2 separate regions of the Homo sapiens genome follow, and region 2 is linked to region 1. A link is an interaction called in ENCODE POLR2A ChIA-PET data of the cell type or tissue named here. Cell type or tissue: PC-9. All regions are shown on one strand. Each heading gives the region's core, and the rest is flanking DNA. Links, peaks and the distances in the headings are about the cores only.

Region 1 (7,708 bases), core at 2,242-4,741:
TGATGAATCGCCCTAGGGAGAGGCCCACATGGCAAGGAACTGAGGGTAGCCTTCAGCCAATAGCCAGTAAAAGCCTGAGGCCCTCAGTTCAGCACACCCAGAAAGACCTGAATCTTGCTACCACATGAGCTTGAAAGCGTGTCTTTCCTCAGATGAACCCTGAGATAAAACCATAGCCTCAGTTGACATTTTGTGAGAATTTAAAGCAGAGGATTCCACTAAGCCATGCCAGGACTCCTGAGCCACAAAACTGTGAGGTAATGAATGTGTGTTGTTTTAAGATGCTAAATTTGTGGTAATTTGTTATACAGCAATCAATGCCTAACATACGTATGTATGTATATTACTTAGCTCTCGCTGAAAAGGCCTAGAGGAACAACACTCCGATATCAATAAGCACACTGAGCACCTAGATTTTGGCCTCAAACACCATTTGCAATTAAAAGGAATTATGGCTCCTTGGAGAAATGGCTGATTCCAGGGCTGTAGCATGGAAAGTGCGAGATGAGTCTGGAACATCTTGTTGTGCCTGAAAGTCAGGAAGTGCTCAGAAAGTGTTGGGGACAAGTCAAAAGGCATAGAAGACAGGTAGAGGGGCTCCAACTAGCCTACTGAGGGACAATCTGAATATCAAAATAAATAATAATGATGAATTCTAACCCTATTGAATAAAATTGGAAATCACATCCATAGAGCTATAAATAAATAAATGAAAGTTTGATGAAGAATGGGATATTTGGATTATTTCACAGCATCTCTCCACAAAATATTTATTAATTGCAAAGAGGAAAAGAATAACTTTATAGTGGAGAAGACTGACAGCACCTTTATTAAATGATAAAAGTTAGCATCATCAGAAATGCAACACATTACTATTGTGTGGCACCTGATACACTGAGAAGAACACAGAGGCATTTCTATGATATGCCTCCCAAGATTCATAACCTGAATCTACACTTGAGGAAATAGAGAAGCCCAAATTAAGGGACGCTAAAAAATAACTGGCCTGTAATCTTCAAAAGTGTCAGGGTCAGGAAAGTCAAGGAGTTACTGAGGAAGTGTTTCATGGCTAGAGACATATGACAAGTAACTGCAATGCATGGTTTGAACTGGATCATTAGCTGTAAACAATGTTATTGGGGCAACTGGTAAAATTTGAATGGGATGTGAAGATTAGATAGTACTAACGCATCAGTGTTTCTTTCCTGATTCTGATGGTTATATTTCGGTTATGTAGAATATCTTGTTTGTAGAAATTCCACACAGGTGATGTCAGCAATTTGCTCTCAAATGGCTCAGTAGAAATAGTTCTTTGAATTGTATCTCTGATTTCCCTGTAATTTTGTGATTGTTTCAAAAATTAAAAAAATTTTTTTAAAAGGAAGAAATGCTGGTCTCCCTTAGAACTTGTTGGAAATGCAGCTTCTTGAGCCCCACCCCAGATCAATTCTTCAGGTGATTCTGATGCACTGAGAACCACTGTACTAGCCCGTTTATTCAAATTTTAACATCAAAAAACCATTTCTTAGCTGAGTGTGACTCCCACTACTGGACACAAATAAGATTGGTCTTTTAAAATTTCTACTCCTATTTCCATTGATAATTCATTATAAAGCTGAAAAGGTTGATACTAAGAAAGTAGAATAATACATTTTAGAACTGTTTTGAAAAAAGAGGGAAGGAACTGCTATTTATTGAGAGCATGCCATATGCCAAGCTTCATGCTAGTTTCTTTCTTGTAGGAAAGAAAATCCATGGATTTTCAGGATAGCCTCCAGAAATTTAAATCAGAATCCTCCAGCCCAATTCACTGAATATTCTAGCTTCTTAGAAACCATTCACCATTCCTTCAACAAACATCTATTGATGGCCTACTATGTGCCAGGAGTAAGAAAAGCACTGAAAGTTACATGGCAGTAAATTCATGTACACAGTATTTGGTGCTTATGACAAAAACCTTCATAGCACATGTAACCTTTTTTAAAATAAGAGCTTTATTGAGATATAATTCACATACCACATAATTTATCCATTTAATATGTACAATTCAGCAGTTTTTAGTATATTCACAAAGTTGTGCAACCATCACCATCATACCTTTTAGAACATTTCACCACCCCCAAAATAAATTTTCTACCCACTAGCAGTCACTCCTCACTCTCTCTTCCCCCCAACTCCTGACAACCACTAATCTACTTTCTGTGTCTATGGATTTGCCTATCCTGAACATTGCATATAAAAGGAAACATAAAATATGTGGTCTTTTGTGATTGGCACCCTTCAATTAGCATAATATTATGAAGGTTCATCTGTGTTGTAACATTCATCAGAACCAGAACTCCATTCCTTTATACTGCTGAATAATGTTCCACTCTATGAATAGACAACATTTTATTTTTAAATGTTTAATTGAATTTAATTAAAAAATTCTTGAGACAGGGTCTCGCTCTGTCACCCAAGCTGGAGAGCAGTGGCATGATCACAGCCCACTGCAGCCTCGACCTCACGGGCTCCAGAGATCCTTCCACCTCAGCCTTCCGAGTAGCTGGGTGTACAGGTGCGCACCATTACGCCTGGCTAACTTTTCTATTTTTTTCTAGAGATAGGGTTTCTTCATGTTGCCCAGGCTGGTCTCAAACTCCTGGACACAAGCGATCCGGCCTCCCAAAGTGCTGAGATTACAGATGTGAGCCACTGTGCCCGGCCAACATTTTATTTATCCATTCATCCATTGATGGATATTTGGATTATTTCTACTTTTTTACTATTATGAATAATGCTGCTATGAACATTTGTGTGCAAGTTTTTATGTGAACATATGTTTTCCTTTCTTTTGGGTATATACCCAGGAGTAGAATTGCTGGGTCATATGGGAAATCTAAGTTTAAGCTTGGAGGAACTGCCATACTGTTTTCACACCTGCAGTGTCTGAGCGTATCAGGGCTCTGATTTCTGCACATCCTTGTCAACACTTGGTATAGTATATGTAATCTTTGCATCATAATTAAACTGTGAACACTTAATTCTTTTTTTTTTTTTTTTTTTTTTGAGACGGAGTCTCTCTCTATCTCCCAGGCTGGAGTGCAGTGGCGTGATCTCGGCTCACTGCAAGCTCCGCCTCCTGGGTTCACGCCATTCTCCTGCCTCAGCCTCCCGAGTAGCTGGGATTACAGGTGCCCGCCATCACGCCCGGCTAATTTTTTGTATTTTTGGTAGAGATGGGGTTTCACCGTGTTAGCCAGGATGGTCTTGATCTCCTGACCTCGTGATCTGCCCGCCTCGGCCTCCCAAAGAGCTGGGATTACAGGTGTGAGCCAACGTGCCCAGCCCCTACACTTAATTCTTAGAATGAAGACCACTGGATGGGTTATAAAGACTTGAAATCAAGCATTATGAAAGTAGCTTGCTTGTGTCATCAAGAAGTATTTAAGGAGTGCCTCCTAGATATAGGGCACTACAATAGGAAATAGGCTCTTTGAAGGTGTTTTTTTGTGGTTGTGTTAAGTAAATGGGGCACCTATGACTCAGATTTCCCTGGCAAGCCAGGAAGTATCTCAAAATCTCCAGGTCTGGTTCTACAGGCAGGGCAGCATGACTGAAAAATCTGGTATTTCAGATCACCCACGGTAGGCAGGGACAAGTAATGATAGCTTTTGGCAAACCTAAGACAGATCCAGGACACCTGTAATTGGCCTGAGTTTCCGGCTTTGAGTTCAGACCTAGCCTTTAGGCCACTAACTGGTGAACCATTGGCCAGATCTGACCCACAGAGGTGTTTTGTTTGACCTGTGAAGTGTTTGGAACGTTTTGATTTGAAATTCCTTTATGCTCTCCACTCTGTTATTGTTTTATACCCGACCTGGTTCACTCTTTTACATTATCTACCTGGCTCATGGAGGTATTTGAGTTTGCAAGTCCTGCTCAGGATGATGCCTTAGTCATATGTTTAAGGCCTGGGCAATTATCAAATAGAATATCATTGCCATAATAAAAAAGCAGAGTTACATCCCTATATCAACAAGAAGCAGTTGTTAAACCCATAATTGTGCAACATGCAACATAGAGAACAGTAAATAGTTGTGACCTATACCTATGAGGACCTTATAAACTAAGGTAAACCATGCTGACACAGACAGACTTTCACATGGTCAACAGAGAGTAGAAAAAGGCATATGGACCATGAAAATAAACATGATGAAGGTCAGTAATGAGCATGGTGGCAACAGCCAAACTTACGGGCTTGTGTTCCTACGTACACACGTATTCTAAAAATCGTCTCTTTATGAAAGACCCTCTTCCCAGATTAAACCTATTAAAATGTGAACTTATTTGATGGACATATTTGCAAGACTTGTGACATTCCAACATTGCTCAGTAATGCCAACATTCAGAGAGTTCTCTTAAGGCAGATGTAGTCATTGAAATGATCAGGTGTGTGATTAGAAATGTGACTGGAAGGCCAGGTGCAGTGGCTCTCACCTGTAATCCCAGCACTGTGGGAGGCCGAGGCAGGTGGATCACCTAAGGTCAGAAGTTTGAGACCAGCCTAGCCAACATGGTAGACCCCGTTTCTACTAAAAATACAAAAATTAGCCTGGTGGGGTGGCAGGAGCCTGTAATCCCTGCTACTCAGGAGGCTGAGGCATTAAAATCATCTGTATCTGGGAGGCGAAGGTTGCAGTGAGCTGAGATGGCACCACTGCACTCCAGCCTGGGTGACAGAGTGAGACTCCATCTCAAAAAAAAAAAAAAAAAAGCATCCTTGGATGCTCTTGGTGCCCTGAGCATGTCCTGTCACCTGCTGATGCACCCATCTCAGGCCACAGGGAATGTTGCCAGTGACTCATAGCCACACCCTCACCTCCTTGCCCAGAGATCCCTCGGATGTTATACCACCCCAGGGAGGAATGTGGTCTGCAGCTAATGAGTGGTTAATACAGGCTTTAAAAGCCCTGGACTCTTGCCTTAAGGTGGGATGACTGCATGGTGCACACACACTCCAGAGCTTCCTGTGGGGTTAGGCTGGAGCCAGACCTCACCGAGCTTACATCTTCGCCTGGCTTCCTCCCCGTGCTAGTTTACTTCCCTTATTCCCCTACACATTTCACTTGAGAGCACTCTGTCAAAAGATCACAGGTACCAGAAACCCCATCTCAGCCTCCGTTTCTAGGAAACCTGATCTGGGACACCTAACCTACCCTACAAAATTGTCCTTATGGGGTCAAATTTTTAAATAGTTATTAAAGCATAATACACATGACATTAGGCATGTAATGGTTAGAAAGTAACAGCCCTGAGCTGCAGCAGTCATGGTGACCCTCTAATAGTCCCTTAAAGGCAGTTTTATGGCATTAATGCCTCTGCCCAGTGGAAGAGCCATTTCAGTTCATACTTCAATCATAAAATTACTTTTCCATCAAACCAGAATGCTTATATAACCCCTTCCTTTACTGAAATGTGGCCAGAACCGAGAGAGAGAGAGAGAGCTATAAAATTATGAAGACAAGCAGTGAGCCTAGATTGCCTTATTGACGTACATAATTTATATAACCAAGCTCTGTATCTTACAGAAAAGTACTTTCAAATAGAAAGTGCTTTGATTTTGATGAGAGAACTGTGATTGTTATATCACTCTGGCTTCTACAATGCACAGTATACCTAATTGTCTTAACAACTTTGTGCAACATTTTTCCTGAAACCTAAAAAGTTTGCAGTGTGTGTATGTGTGGATTGGTTTCCAAGGGCTGCTGTAACAAATGGCCACAAATTTGGTGGCTTACCACAACAGAAGTTTATTCTCTCACAGCACTGGAGGCCAGAAGTCTGCAATCAAGATGTCATAGGGCTACACTCCCTCCAGCTCCACAGGAGAGGGTCCATTCTTTGCCTTTTCCAGGTTCTGGTGGCTGGTGGCATTCCTTGACTTGTGGCAGCATCTCTCTAGGCTCCATTTTCACACGGTCTTCCCTTCTCTGCGTGTCTTTTCTGTCTCAAATCTCCCTCTGCCTCTCTCTTATAAGGATACTTGTCATTGGATTTAGGGCCTGCAAGGATAATCCAGGATGATCTTGTTCAAGATCCTTAACTTAATGACATTTGCAAGGACCCTTTTACCAAATAAAGTCAGAGTCACAGGTTCTAGGGATTTGAGGTGGACAGCTTTCTAGGGTGCCATTTTTGGTTCTACCACAGTGTTTATAAACGTGGGTGTGCACAACCACAGGAAGATAAGGAGGGGTGTATATATTTGAAGAACCTGATCAGAGCTTGTACATTTAGCTTGTACAGTCTAACTTGTACATTTAGACTCACATTGAACATCCACAATCTTAACTCCTTTCTTTTTTTTCTTGAGACGGAGTCTCACTCTGTCGCCCAGGGTTGAGTGCAGTGGAGCGATCTGGGCTCACTGCAACCTCTGCTTCCCGGGTTCAAGCAGTTCTCCTGCCTTGGCCTACGAAGTAACTGGGATTACAGGCACTCGGCACCACGCCCAGCTAATTTTTTGTATTTTTAGTAGAGATGGGTTTTCACCATGTTGGCCAGGCTGGTTACACACTCCTGACCTGAAGTGATCTGCCCACCTCGGCCTCCCTGAGTGCTGGGATTACAGGTGTGAGCCACCGCACCCTGGCCAGTCTTGACTCTTTAGAAGCAATGCAGAAGGCCGTTTTGCCATAATTTTACCAAGCGCTAATAGCATCCCATGTGTGTTAAGGTTAGTGCACTGCATGGAAACACGTAGCCTAGTCAACCACTCAACAGCCACATGTCAGTGTGGCTTTGTTGTTCTTCAATCATGTAGACTATTCAAATTATACTTACTGAATTTTATGGGATGATATAATATTGTTTCATGAGATTTACAGTTTAAGGATTCAGAAAGATCTGGGCCTCTTAAGAATGTCAAAGATCTATTATCTATGAGAAGTTTTCATATAGACAATGGCATAAGGCACATGTGGGGGACTGTTGGTGATATTAAGAGCCAGACCGGTAATTCCACAGACAATGCTACCTCTCTTTAAATAACTGATGCCTGTTTCAAAGTTAAATATTTGCAAAATAAACTAATTGCAGCTGAAGCAGAAAAATACTAAAAAAAAGTATTTTGAAGCCATTTTATTATTTATGCTGCCTTTATTTTTTATTTTTTTATTTTTTTGAGACGGAGTCTCACTCTGTCACCCAGGCTGGAGTGCAATGGCGGGATCTCGGCTCACTGAAACCTCTGCCTCCAGGTTTCAAACGATTCTCCTGCCTCAGCCTCCCGAGTAGCTGGGATTACAGGTGCCCACCACCACACTCAGCTATTTTTTGTATTTTTAGTAGAGATGAGGTTTCACCATGTTGGCCAGGCTGGTCTCGAACTCCTGACCTCGTGATCCGCCTGCCTTGGCTTCCCAAAGAGCTGGGATTACAGGTGTGAGCCACTGCGCCCGGCCTATGCTGCTTTTTAAGATACAGATGCTCTGACATCTTTGAAATATTGCAGTTTTGGGAAGTCTCACGTATTGCTGAGCATATTTTTCCCAGCATATCTTTGAAGGCACTTAAGGAAAACAAATAAAAATGTTTTTTAAAAATTCATTACTAAGCATAAGATAGTATATGGCTATGGTGAAAGAAATAGTGACTTATGAAATAAATTGCTTTACTAAACAACTTTCTTTTTATGTTTACTTAGATTGCAAATTAGGCCTGGTAC
Region 2 (7,708 bases), core at 3,118-5,617, 1.6 Mb before region 1:
GGATGGTAGGGGTTCTCTGAAAACAAACAAGATACTGTATAATGTGTGTGGAGACAAATACAAACGAGGTGCACAACACAGCTACTCCAACACGGAAAATGCATCTAAGTGGGGGATGAAAAACGCTTCACAAAAGACATAACATTGAGCCTTGAAGGACAAGAATGTGAAAGTAAAGACAGCAGAGACCGCGTTGCAGTCCAGGTCACAACCAAGCCCATTCATCTGCTTCTTGAATTTATTCTTTTTATAAAGACTGTCCTAGAACCAAATTTCTATAGTTCTGCTGTTTTACCCCAGAGATTGCTACGTGCCCTTCTTTCCAAGGCTTCCTGTGTCCTTTATGACCTCCCTCCCTCATTCTTAGTCCTCTCTACTCCTCCCCACCACCCACTGGCAGCATGCGGGGATGCACGCACATGCACACGCACACACACGCGCACACACACACACACACACACACTCTTCCAGAATGGAAGGGATGGCAGCTGAATGCAGTATCACTCACATTTATACCTGCCCTAGATGCCATCATCAGATCTCCCCCTCGTGGCCTCACCAAGTATGCTGAATGTTACACATACTGCAGAGTTATGCCCTGAGACTGATAAGGGACTATAATATGAAAATGTGCAGGGGTGGGGTGGAGGCGAGTCAAAAGGCACCTATGCAGCCAGCTATGATAGCACCACTGCACTCCAACCTGGGTGACAGGGCAAGACCGTCTCTTAAAAAAGAAAACAAAAAAGGAACCTAGAAGTTACCATTTTTATTTGTCTATTTAAAAAACAAATTTTTAAAAAAGAAACAGCACCAACCCCAAAAAAGAAAAGGAGGAAGGAGGCTAACAGAGTAAGAGAAAGGGGAGAAAAAAGATCCCAAAGCAAAACCCATCAGCCGTGTTTCAGGTCGGGCCCAAATGTTGCTGCCAGATTAAATGACCCACCTTCACTCTCAAAAGCTGTGGCACTTGGAACAAGTGACCTCATTTCCTCAAGAACAACAAATTAAAGGGACAGAGAGATTAAAAACAAACATGTTTTATCAACCCAACCAGTATCAATGTATAGACCTTATTTGAAAACATGAGACTGACAGTAGGGGAAATCTGAACACTTGACTCATTATGTTATCATTATCATGGGTATGTTTTCTCTAAATAGAATTCACAGCTTTTAAAAATTAATGCTGTGCTGGACGTGGTGGCTGACGCCTATTATCCCAGAACTTTCGGAGGCCAAGGTGGACTGATCACTTTAGGCCAGGAGTTTGAGACCAGTAAGGCCAACATGGTGAAACCATGTCTCTACTAAAAATACAAAATTATCCATGTGCAGTGGCACATACCTGTAGTCCCAGCTACCTGGGAGGCTGAGGCATGAGAACTGTCTGAGTCTGGGAGGTGGAGGTCGCAGTGAGCGAAGATCGAGCCACTGCACTCCAGCCTGGGTTACAGAGCCAGAATCTGTCTCCAAAGAAAATAAAAACATTAATACTGACAGGCCAGGCGTGGTGGCTCACTCCTGTAACCTCAGCACTTTGGAAGGCTAAGGCATGGGGCCAGGACTTCAAGGACAGCCTGAGCAACATAGTGAGACCCCATCTACCAAAAATAAAAATTAGCTGGGTATGGTGGTGCACACATGCGGTCCTAGCTAGTGAGAAGGCTGAGGCGAGAGTATTGCATAAGCCCAGGTGTTTGAGGTCACAGTGAGCTATGATGGCACCACCACTGAACTCCACCCTGTCTCCACCTTCCACCCCCCAAAAAAATGTCTGAGATTTGCTTCACTTAGAGTAAAGGTGTAAATGAAACAAAATTCACCATGGGTTGATACTTCTGCAATTAGGAGAGGCTGCATAGAAGTGTACTGCATATTTTCAGGACTCAAAAAAGCTACTGTTTACCTGGGTTTCATATACACATTGATATTTACCATACTAGAAATTAAAACAAATTTCATATTAATTCATTTAGAAAATTATACAATCATTACATGTTAACAGAAATAAAATTTTTATGAAAATTGTATTTTACACATTGAAAAAACTGTGAGAAAAGTGGCACTGCTTTCCACTTCTGCAAAAGTCTTTAATATCTGGCTTAACGGGAGTCAACACAGTTCTCATAACTCAATTCAATCTGATGCAATATCACATATCATGTAGTATCTGGAAAGCCCCACTGCACATTTGTGAGAAAATGAAGACAATAATGTCTCAGTTTTTACCATGGTACTACTTTTCGCCTTGGAAACTCCCAGGAAGGGACTATGATCTAGGGATCCCTAGATGACAGTTTGAGAACCGCTGTGATGGAGCAAAGTCTATGGCGGTAAATAAGAATTTCCTTGACTTAGCAAGATTTCTACGATCCTCTTTACTCTGGTGAAATCAAAGTCCCAAGTTGACAAAAAGAACATCATGTCACCCCTGAACACCCTCCTGCACACCACACCATCATGAAGAAAGGGTCTCTGTAGTATGGACTGGTCAAAGTACCCTTAGACATTCCCACAGCTAAATTCAGGACAAGCTGTGAATGTTCAAGATGTACTTCTAGACCGCTGATCCCTAATAGGAAATCAATATGCTGGGTCTCTTGACAAGCAATTTTCTTTTAAATTAAATAGGGGGAAAAAAAGGATAGATTACAATATAACACGGAGAGTGAGGCTAAGCTGAAATTGTTTCAGTTGTGTGTGTGCACACACACAGGTAGCCACAAATACTGGGTCTCAATTCGAAAGTTCTTATTGCAAATAAAAGTCAAAATTAACAACAACACAATTCCCTCAGGTACAAGGTACAGATTATAAAAGTCTTTATAAAGAAAGAAAATGGGAAGAAAAACCATGTTTGAAGAGGAAGTAAAGGTGGTGACTAAATTAAGTTAAAAAAATCAAGTTTTGAAATTGTGGTATGGTCCTCATTAAAGAAAAAAAAAGAAATTATAAACACATACGAATACACAGAAAAACTCTAAAAGCATCTCCTCCAGCAAGGGATTTAGGCAGGCTTGAGTGCAACTTATTACTTTATTCCTTTCAGGGCTGTTGAAATTCTTTGACAAAGGGCAGGGAATGCTTTCAGAGTTTAAAACAACAACAACAAAAGACATTCTTTTCTTTTTTTTTTTTTTAATAACAAAACCACCTCTGACCCGTACTTTGCTCCAAACAAATATTAACTCAAAAAGCAGTTGGCGGGAGCGGTGGCTCACACTTGCAATCCCAGCACTGTGAGAGGCCGAGGCAGGAGGATCACACTTGAACTCAGGAGTTTGCAAAGTGCCTGGAAAATAAAGCAAGGCTACAAAACTACCAAAAAAAAAAAAAAACACAAAAATCAGCCAGGCGTGGTGGTGCACGCCTGTAGTACCAGCTACTTGGGAGGCCAAGACAGGAGAACTGCTTGAACCCAGAAGGCGGAGGCGGAGATTGCAGTGAACCTCCAGCCTGGTTCAAAGACTGTCTTTTAAAAAAAAGAAAAAGAAGAAGAAAAAGGAGGGGGGTCATAGTGCTCACCTTGGCAGCTCATATATTAAAACTGGAACATTACACAGAAGATAACACGGCCCCCGTATAAAGATGACATGCAAATTCGTGAAGCTTTTCTTTTTAAAGTGATCACAAGCAAAATGTGGGGGAAAAAATTATAAAACTCCAAGAGGAAACACAAGAGATAATCCTTCCAATCTTAGGTTATACAAAGATTTCCTAGGACACAAAAAGGATGAATGATAATACCTTGGGCTTCATACAAATCAAAAAGGATTTTCTTTTTTTTTTTTCCAGTTTTTTTTTTTCTTTTGAGACAGAGTCTAGCTCTGTCCCCCAGGCTGGAGTGCAGTGGCCCAATCTTGGCTCACTGCAAGCTCTGCCTCCCCGGTTCATGCCATTCTCCTGCCTCAGCCTGAGTAGCTGGGACTACAGGCGCCCGCCACCACGCCCGGCTAATTTTTTGTATTTTTAGTAGAGACAGGGTTTCACCATGTTAGCCAGGATGGTCTCGATCTGCTGACCTTGTGATCCGCCCGCCTCAGCCTCCCAAAATGCTGGGATTACAGGCATGAGCCACCACGCCCAGCCTTTTTTATTTTTTGACAGAATCTTGCTCTGTCACCCAGGCTGGAGTACAGTGGCGCGATCAGCTCACTGCATCTTCTGCCTCCAGGGCTCAAGTGATTCTCACGTGGCCTCCAGAGTAGCTGGGATTACAGGCGCACACCACCACACCCGGCTAATTTTTGTATTTTGAGTAAAGAGAGAATCTCACCATGTTGCGATCTGCCTGCTTCGGCCTCCCAAAGTGCAGGGATTACAGGTGTGAGCCACCACACCCAACAAAAGGAATTTTCTTTGGAAGGCAATGTTAAGAAATGTTACAGGTTGCCTTGTGTCCCCTAAAAAGTCTTATGCTTAAGTCCAAACCCCTAGTACCTCAGTATGTGACTGAATTTGAAGATCTGAAGTAAAAGGACAGCAGTAGGGTGGTCTCTGAGCAATAAAGTTCAAGACAAAAGACGACAAGTTTGCTGTCAAGGGAAAAGCACCAAAGAGAGAAGGCCAAGCCACATATCTATGAAGACGCTAGGCCAAGAGGGCAGGATTTCCCGGTGCTGTAGCACACCCAGGCTGGGCTAGGGTGAGTCACACACACACACCTGGCTCATTCCTGTGATTGTAAGAAAGAAAAGGAAAGAACAAGACACAGCTAATCCTACACAGTTCAGATATGCTTAATGGATAGAGAAGGCAATCAGGGAGAAATGCATTTGGGAAACCAGGCTGTGCCTGCCTGCCTGGCAAGCAAAAGCCCACCACCCACACAGAGCTAAGAGGTTTCGTACCACAGAGTGCAAAAGAAAAACAGCCAGAATGAATGTGTCAGGAAACCTACAACCAGAATGTTGTGAGGAAAAGTAACCTACAGTCCTGGTGTTTGCTACCTTAGCATTTGCTAGAATGAGCCTGCTGCTACGACCAAATTGCATACAGTCCAATCTCAAATGAACCAGATAATTCAGAACAGCTTGGAATTTTTCTCTCTGGTTTAAGAGTATGCTGTTATGTTTATATTATGGTTATGCCTAATATTCTGGAATTTGGAAATCAAGGGGAAAGTTTTATTTTGTTTGAAGACATAATTTGGAAGTGGTTTAGGAAATCAACTATCCCCTCTTCTCTATGCTGAAATCTCCCCTACTGCTACCCCCAGGGTTCACCAACTTCTCATACAAAACATCACCCCCAAAATGAGCTGCTGGCTCCCTAATTTGCTGTTTGGCTAAATGACTTAAAGAGAGAAGTTTTGGGTCAGCCAGTGGCTTAGTGCAAATATTCCCTGGCTCCTGGCTAAAAATATGGCCCAGGTATTTGGGTTTAGTCAAATCCCTGAAATCTAAGCATTTCTCATGTCATTAAAACTCATTAAATCCTTGCAGGGTAGGTAGATGCTACCAGTATCTCCCACTTTGAAGGAAAGGAATCAGAGAAGAATGTTACTTAAAAGCACACACCTAGCCAGTGTATCCAGTGCTTCCTGTACACAGACAAAACACACTGGGTGATAAAACATTTCACAGGAACTTGCAAATCAATAATTGGTCCAGAGAGTGATAATAGTGAATATGGCTTGCGTAGCTAGGACTACAGGAGTGTGTCACCATGCCTGGCAAGTGCCCTCTAACCAAGTCTCAGAATCAGAAGCACAGAAGCCTGTGCACCTTTTCCTCACTCTTACTGCTCCTTGAAAACTAAGCTTCAACAAATGACCCTATGATTCTACATGCCTGTTTGGATATTTGAAATTACAATTATGTGTTTTTCATGCTACCAAACAGGAGCTATGCAGATTTCCCATTCTCCCATTAACCACTAGACACTAAATCTAATACTTCTTCCAGGCCGGGCGCGGTAGCTCATGCCTGTAATTACAGCACTTTGGGAGGCAGGCGAACAACGAAGTCAGGAGTTTGAGGCCAGCCTGGCCAACATGGTGAAACCCCGTCTCTAGTAAAAATACAAAAAATTAGCTGGGCGTAGTGCTGGGCAGTGTAATCCCAGCTACTTGGGAGGCTAAGGCAGGAGAATTGCTTGAACCCGGAAGGCGAAGTTTGCAGTGAGCCGAGATCACACCGCTGCACTCCAACCTGGGCGACAAAGTGAGACTCCATCTCAAAAAAAAAAAAAAAAAAAAAAAAAAACAAGAATTCTTCCAATTATAAAATTAGATTGCTATTCTAACTCACACTCTATTATTGAAGTCTCATATCTTCAAAGAAAGCATTTCTGTTGTTTGTTCTTGTTAACTTACTTAGCCACTGACCCAAAGAAGAGTCAAGCAATTGGCTTGTAAATACGAGGAGAAGCTGAAGGAAATCATGTTTTCTAATGACAAGTTACGAAGTAGATAAACCCCCTGACAGTCAGTCTTTGGTTCTGAATAGAGATCTTGATTTCACTGCCACCCACATTTAAGAAACAGAGCAGAAGTAATAAAAAGCTACAAACCATGTTTCAAGGCCCAATCAAAAAGGTTTACAAAATTGTTAAATATTTCCTGCTCAAACATAATTTGAATTGCAGGTTCCCATTAATGAAATATGTGCCGTAATTAATACTACATGTGAGTTCATTAGTTCATAGTTAGCCTTAGTTACAGAGTGGACAACTCACAACTATTAATAATTTCATGATTTTTCTTTGTGATGTAAAAAAATGACATTCCCTTCATTCCCTTTATCCCCACAAGAAGGTGTATGATTATACTGATTATACTGATATATAGTATATATATCATGGCACAGGGCCAGGTGTTTTGTAATTGATAACACTGAGTAATCAGACTGTTGAATTCTTGCACAGATCTAGTTATTTTCTTCCAAAAATTCTTTTAAGTTCCTGGCATTTTCAATCTGCTCACAACATACTAACTACTGCAAAATACTACTTGTAATAATGAAATCATTCATATGATACACCGCCTCCCATCCCCAAATTTGAATTCTAACATTTCATAAAACTCCCAAACAAGATGAGAAAATGTACCAGCATCACAAAATTACTACAAACTGCAAGTCATACTTCACATGCAAGTTTAACTAACACACACACACACACACACACACACACACAGAGAGAGAGAGAGAATGAATCATATTCTTGCATGGCCATGGCTGAAAATAATATAGATTGGTCTCTAATTTACATATATTGCATATGAAAATGAATTAGAGGCCATATGCTTAACTCCACAAATGAAATACAGTAATTATTTCCTATATTATCCTTTCTGAATAACATCTAATCTAGCTACTAAAGAAGGATCCCTGATTAGATAAGAAGGAAACATTTGGGTCATTAGCTATACAGTTTCATCTTCTTTAAGAACTGCATTGTAATGAATACCAGATGAATTTAAACTACAGTAGGTTTCAAAATAAACTACAAATCACATTTATGTATGGTTTTTGATAATTAACAGTCATCATTTCACCTTCTACTTCAACCCACTTAAATCCCCCAAAGCTACCAATCCACTCTAATTTGTGTAAAGAACAATGACTGAGTTTCTTAAATATATTTTTCTATTCTCACACTTACATTCTACGAACTACCTAATTAAATGTAAAGTCTTCCTCTTTTCAACTGGTTATGATGGAAAAGAAACAGAGTTAACCTAACTTGAATTACCGGCTTATAAC

Evidence for each region. ChIA-PET counts read pairs that join two places held together with the same protein. Peaks named below come from ENCODE experiments on the same cell type or tissue, not always from the same donor. Only the 100,000 strongest peaks of a DNase experiment are listed, where the experiment ranks them.
Region 2: POLR2A ChIA-PET joins it to region 1 with 17 read pairs; 1 of 35 experiments calls an interaction of 5 or more read pairs at or near these places.

What each region holds. Positions count from the first base shown.
Region 1 is chr6:13,721,616-13,729,323 of GRCh38, reverse strand. No RefSeq gene overlaps it. Among named protein-coding and RNA genes, the nearest start is that of RANBP9, 14 kb to the right of the region's middle. In PC-9, for the core only: no CTCF peak of the experiment used is centred there; DNase peaks (open chromatin) are centred at 3,573 and 4,393; H3K4me3 peaks cover 725 bases; H3K27ac peaks cover 2,500 bases.
Region 2 is chr6:15,320,284-15,327,991 of GRCh38, reverse strand. All of the region lies in intron 1 of JARID2 (jumonji and AT-rich interaction domain containing 2), which reads right to left. It also overlaps the pseudogene RNU6-645P. Among named protein-coding and RNA genes, the nearest start is that of JARID2-AS1, 75 kb to the right of the region's middle. RefSeq lists a silencer at 678-727 and an enhancer at 4,524-4,573. In PC-9, for the core only: no CTCF peak of the experiment used is centred there; a DNase peak (open chromatin) is centred at 4,661; H3K27ac peaks cover 1,574 bases.